Regions from separate parts of the Homo sapiens genome. Here region 2 is linked to region 1. A link is a contact called in ENCODE Hi-C or POLR2A ChIA-PET data. All regions are on one chromosome and are shown on one strand. The core of a region is the stretch at or near the end of the contact, and the rest is flanking DNA. Distances in the headings are between cores, read along the strand shown.

Region 1 (3,266 bases), core at 623-3,122:
GGAATCAGCCTTGACACCTTCCTTTCCCTCCCCACCCCACTTCTTCGCACCCATCGCCAAGACCTGTCCTTGACTTTGCAAATATCTCACACACATGTTTCTCACCCTGTGTACCATTGCCACCCTGGCCTCACCATTATTTCACCCCAGAATTACTATAATACCCTCTTAACCACTTTCCCTTCTCACACTCTGACTCCTCTCCCATTTGCTCTCCCCACTGCACCCAGATTGACTATTCATCTCATCAAAGAATGCATTCCCTTAAAACCTGCGAATGCAATGCCTATCATTTCTAAACATCAAGCTCTATCCTAGCCTACACAATCTTACAAGATGTGCCACCTCTCCTTCTCCAGTCATCTCCTCTATACAGCAGACCTGCCTGCTGATTCTCAGATACTCCCAGCTCCCTCCTACACCAGGGCCTTTGCACATGCTTTCTCTTTGGACTACCTAACACCCACGTATCTTTCATTACTCAGCCTCACCATCAGAACCTCCAGGTACGCGCTCCCTGACCTTGGCCTTTCCTTCATATCTCTCCTCACGTCTACTGGCCCAAGGGCAGATCTGGTCATTCTGTGCTAGCTTCTCCTATACTGCATGTTTTGTTTTTTCCTTCAGAGACTTTATTACAGGTTGTAATTATACATTGATATATGGTTATTATTGGTTAATGTCTGTCTTCTGCCGTGGACTATAAGCTACATGTGGGGACTATAAGCTTGTTCAATAGCACACAGAACTATGTAGCTATGAGCAAATTACTTAAACTTTCCCAAAAAAAAAAAAAAACAGTGTGGGGGAACAATACTGCCTCAAAGGTTTTTGGCAGGCTTAATCAGCTATGTAAAGCACTAAACAGAATAGGCTCATTTACTCGATACATGGTAGCTATTCCTGCTGTTATTCCCTACAATATGCTGTGGGCCGTCAGAATTTGTCCTCATTTTAAAATTGTTTCTAGTCTCGTAAAAAGGGAAAACATTCACACAAATAATTAAAACACTATAGGATAAGAGTCTATCACACTAGCCAACAGGAGGCCTGACCTAACAGGCTTTGGCCTTCGCAAATGTGAAGTCGCCGACATTCAGGATACCTTCTATCATCTCTCCTTTAGGGACCATCAGGATCCTGCTGCTTGGATCACAAGCATGGCATTATCAAGAGATTGGCTCAAACACCATCTCCTCAGTGTAGACCTTCGTGATGCTGCCAAGAAGAATTAACACCTTTTTCATCCCATGTCCTCCAGCAGTGTGTGTCTGTGTGTGTCCCTATTAAGAAATTGAAGTTCCTCAAAGGCAAGAATCATGTTTTTCATTTCTATATTCCTAACCAAATCAACTACAATAAATGCCCAAATAAGTTTCATTGAATGAATGAATGAATGAATGAATGAATGAAAAGGAAATTAAAATTACACACACAACAGTGGATATGTAGAAAAGACAAGCACAGCAAGAGCAACTAGGCTGCCCAGGGAGGCAGTATGCAAGTCCAGAACCTAGCTTATGTTCAGAGGGCTTTCAAAAGACAGATCAAAGGAAGTGGAGCCTGGGCAAGAGGCAGCCCTAGTCTGTTTACTCTTCAGTCACTTTGTAACTTACCTGCTGCCCCCACCCCAGGTCTGCTTTGACATGAGATCTTTAAATGTTGAGGTGGGAAGGGGGGAATCGCTTAACTGCTATCTGATTCTTCATCTGTAAAATAAAGCTACTGACACTGACCTTCCTCATAGAGCTATTGTGTGGGATAATTAATTAATAATTGCAGAATCCTTTAAGAGTATAAAGTGCAACATAAATGCTAAGCATAATTTCCACACAGTCTCTGCTGGCTCTTCTCAAGCACATTCCGGCGGCCTCGGGGTCTTTGATCTGCTGTTATCACCTGCAATAGAGCAAACAATGCCTTTGTATCATTAAGCAAATACATAATGAATGGTATTCATTGTTAAAGGTTACTTAGCAATATAACTTTTTTTTTGCCTTTTGAATGGGAACATCCACCGGTGAGAGGATTACGTAAGCTAATAGCTAATGTATCAAAGGAAAGGAGAGAAAAGAAACAGCCATGGCAACCAGAGCAATAGGGCCCAGGCTTTGGCCCTCAGAAGAAACCTGTATCCACCTAGCAAAAGGAGGATAAGGACTAACTGGGAGAAAACCAGAGGGGATGGTGAACAGAAAAGTCAACAACAGGAAATGGCAGACTGTGGCCTAGTCATCCTCTGGCTGTCAGATCTCGGCTTATTGCATGAGACATAATCTGCCATCTTCAGGAGTGTGAACCTGGTCCTCTTCGAGTCTCTGGGTTCTTCCCTTCATGCCGAGTGGTGCTTTGGTGGGAAAATTGTGTTTTTCTTTGAATATAACCTTTTCTAGAGATAGAGGTGGGCGGCACTATGATCAGAGAACCTTTATCCTCTGCATTCCTCCCAATGCTCGGCTCTTCCCCGAGAAATGGCCCTCAACCCAATGCAGGGGCAATGGCTAGCCCCAGGAACAATCATCCCAAGATTCTCAAGGTAAGTGAGACAGACCACCTCCTCCCATAAAATGCAAAAAAGCTCACAACTTGTTCATTGGCTCACTTGATTTAATATCAAAAGATTGGAACAGTGTTACAATTCCCTTAAGTGTTCCTTTGAGATTTAAACAAAAGAAATAACAAATGTTTACTGATTTGGTTTGGATTGTTCAAGTTTAGACTTCAGTACTCTAGCACAGTCTTAAGGTATTTGGTAATTCTACAAGTTTAATTTTTAAATGTTAGAGTTAACTTTTATGTCATGTTTTTCAAAAACTATGTGAATTTACAATGTACTCCTCTCCCTATATTCCTTTAAATAATACCCAAAACACAACTCTCATATACCCCTCTATGTTTTACTGCCTTGGCTACAGGGATTTTATGTCTCTTATTTGGCATTGCTGTTTATTGTCACTTCCCCCATAATTCTGGTTTTTGCTGCCCTGTTTTTTTATCCTTTTGAAAGTCTTTCTTCACTATGCTAAGTCAAACTTTGAAACTCTTGGTAAATGCCATAAAATTTTTCTTAACATGGAACAAGATCGCCACCCAGTGGCCATGCTGAGCTTCACTCTATGCATTTTTCCAGATTTTTCCCCTCACACTTTTATTTATCTGGACTGCAGAACAGAGGTGTCCTTAAAGAATAGCCCAGCCCCTTCATTTTTCTGAGGAGAAAACTGAAGGTCAGAAAGGTTAACATTTGGTCAAGTCCACAATACCAC
Region 2 (3,162 bases), core at 168-2,667, 450 kb before region 1:
AGCTCATTAAGCAAGTATTGTACAGAAGATTTCAACCAGGGGAACCTCTTAAAAACCACTAAATATCTTCTTTTGCAGGGGGGAGGAAAAAGGAAATAGGTTAAATGCCAGAGGAGAAGTCTATAAATATGGCTGTTTATCAACTATGGCAAAGTTTTAAATCATTAAGCTTTTATAAAACTATATAAATTCTGAGCATTTTGTGCCATTTCCAAAAAAGGTGCTCACAGTGAGATGACTCCTCTCCTTGGGCCTTCCTGGATTTAGCAACTATTTTGTTAAGATGTAGAAACAAACTCTAGGCCTGGCGTGGTGGCTCCCTCCTGTAATCCCAGCACTTTGAGAGGCTAAGGCAGGTGGATCACCTGGGGTCAGGAGTTCAAGACCAGCCTGACCAACATGGTGAAACCCCATCTCTACTAAAAATACAAAAATTAACTGAGTGTCATGGCGTGTGCCTGTAATCCCAGCTATTCAGGAGGCTAAGACAGGAGAATTGCTTGAACCTAGGAGGCAGAGGTTGCAGTGAGCCGAGATCGCACCACCATACTTCAGCCCAGACGACAGAGGGAGACTCCATCTCAAAAAAAAAAAAAAAAGAGAGAAACGAACTGTAACCCTGCATCTCACATTTCACCAATAGGTTGATTCTTTTTCTTGCTTCTATAACATATAATTCAATAATGTGTTCAAGTATTTGAAATATTGAGGGTTACGTTTAAATTTAATTTGGGTATTGCATTAGTTGACTTTAAGCAACGTATTTTATCTTGAAGTATGTGATCTGTAAATGTCTATGAGTGATAAGCAAGTTAAAGTGCTTTAACTAACAGTAACAAAAATGTATGACTTACTTCCCAGTTTACAAAGAAATTTTATATGCATGACTTTAATCCTTACAAAACCTGGAAGAATGTTACCATTAGCCCAAATTTACGCACAAGAAACCTGAAGCTCTAGTTAAGTGACTTGCCTAATTGAAAAGTTTGTATGTTCAGTTCTTAGAACCACAAACTTTATGTTCTTTCTACTAAAACACACTGATTTTCTCAGTAACTAATCAGAAGCTGGCAGCCTCACCGTGGAAATATGCCTTGCTTTTATTAAAGGAAAAATTATTGGTGACACTTATTAAAGATGGTAAGGAAGACTTCATCCAAGAAGGACTACCACAATGGGGCTTTGTATTATAGAAGGAGAGAGAGACTGGGCTCAGGTCCAAAAACAATAAGGAAAAGTGGGGATTTATAGCCAAGGAGCAGGGTAGGGTATCAGAGGATGGAAAATTACTAAGAGGAAGGGCAATTGTATTAAAGTGACCTCACAGGATTTTTGCTGAAGGCAGGCCTGGGTGATTCAGTATCAAGGGTGGTCAGACTGAGGGTAGGGGATTTTTGCTAAACTGACTCAGCAGGCTTCTTGCTAAAACTGGAATAACTGGACCAAGGGCAGAGCCCAAGATTAGAGCCTTGTCAGAAAGAGGACTGAGAGGGGCCCAGTCTGAGTTAAGTCAAAGAGAAAGAAACTCCATGCTCCTTCTACTAAAACACATCAATTTTCTTAGTAACTGATCAGAAGCTAGCAGGCCTCCCATCGTGATGTGTCTTATCATCCATAACCCAGAAGAAGGAGGCTTTAAGCATAAGGGTAAGAGAGATCTAGTTAATGCTCAGGAATGAAGTGATATAAAATCAAACTTCAAGAAAAGCTTCCATGCAGTGTTATTTATGTTTGGAAGCACAACCATGACCAAAACCTTCGAACACACCATAAGTCATTTATCTCAAGTCCAAGGAAACTAAATGATAGATCAGACTCATTGAATTAGAGCCAATCAAGTATGTGACTTGAAATTACTCCAATAAAATCCTAATACCAGCATCTTCTACCATTCTAGGTGCAATGTCTCATGAAGTTTGACAAGCACTTCATGTGCTTTCCTTCCACAATAAGACAGTTTCTCCTAATCGCTTGCCCATGCATACATTCAATGCATGCTTCACGATTCACATGGCCACTTCCATTTCTTCAGTGGCCTAAGGACAGACACTAAAAATAAGCGCATGATTTGTAAGAAAAACAGATATTGATGAATTCCAAATAACCTTATCCAACTTATATAAACCAGCTCAAGTAGGCATTTTACTAATTTAATTTTAGTTTCCCAGGTATTAATTGGATTGATCAGTATTCATTCAGATTTGTCACTGGTTGTGCCTGCTGCGTATTGGTTCTGCTTTTTGTCAGCCTATTAATTTTCAATAAATAATGTCTCAGAAATTGCAGATGAGTAAATTAAAGTGTTAATTGGTAATGTTGTAATGTGTAATATTTCTTTAATGTTTTTTAAACAAAATAGACCACTATCACATTTATGAAATTTATTTATACTCAGTTTTTTAAAAGAATTTCAGACTGCCTATACAAGGTCAAACTTTTTATGTTTATAAAATGGAAATAGGGACAACATTGTTGGAAAAGTTAGCTTATTAATCTTGATAAGAATTGTGTTTCTACGATCTCTGCTTTTGAAATTATGGTGTGTCTAACACTGTCCTAAAATACAACTTGCAAGGAATAATAAAGCCAAGGCTAAATTTGTGTATTGTCAAATTTCTCAAAGGAAGAAAAGTTATTGTTAAAATTTCTTAAGTGGCTCCTGAGTACCTCCTTTTGTATTTCCTTAGTCCATCTGCTCTGCTGTCGTTCTTTTATTACAGGTTATACTTTGTCCTCTATTTTATAGGTATCATTGTTCCCTTTCACTCTTGACCAGACCAAAAGCTAATATCACATACAGTGTACTTTGGGAAATTCTGCCTTCGAGGAATAGCCCACCAAGTATAAAGAAAAATATATTTTGCCCTGGGTATGGTGGCTCATGTCTGTAATCCCAGCACTATGAGAGGCTGAGGTGAGCAGATTGCTTGAGGCCAGGAGTTCAAGACCAGCCTGGGCAACATAGAAAAACCCCATCTCTACAAAACATTCAAAAAATTAGCCAGACATGGTGGTGAGCGCCTGTAGTCCCAGCCACTGGGGAGGTGGAGGCAGGAGGATCATTTGAGCCCGTGAGGTCAAGGCTACAGTAAGCCATGATCACACCACTGGACTCCAGCCTGGAAGACAGAGTGAGACCCTGTCTCAGAAAAATATACTTTG

Evidence for each region. Hi-C counts contacts between places; a loop is a spot of excess contacts on that map. ChIA-PET counts read pairs that join two places held with the same protein, here RNA polymerase II (POLR2A). Pooled maps may share reads with other maps.
Region 2: a loop to region 1 is called in a map of IMR-90, with 5 times the contacts of the local background. The contact joins two enhancer-like sites. A Hi-C loop is called at or near these places in 2 of 168 maps with a recorded cell type or tissue (Calu3 and IMR-90) and 2 of 50 pooled maps. POLR2A ChIA-PET finds 5 or more read pairs at or near these places in 1 of 52 experiments (AG04450).

The regions. Positions count from the first base shown.
Region 1 is chr6:155,327,522-155,330,787 of GRCh38, reverse strand. No RefSeq gene overlaps it. Among named protein-coding and RNA genes, the nearest start is that of TFB1M, 15 kb to the right of the region's middle. Within about 2 kb of position 1,872, at least 2 of the 41 ENCODE cell types and tissues checked have a DNase peak (open chromatin) inside an H3K27ac peak, as active enhancers do.
Region 2 is chr6:155,780,711-155,783,872 of GRCh38, reverse strand. No RefSeq gene overlaps it. Among named protein-coding and RNA genes, the nearest start is that of MIR1202, 160 kb to the left of the region's middle. Within about 2 kb of position 1,417, at least 9 of the 41 ENCODE cell types and tissues checked have a DNase peak (open chromatin) inside an H3K27ac peak, as active enhancers do.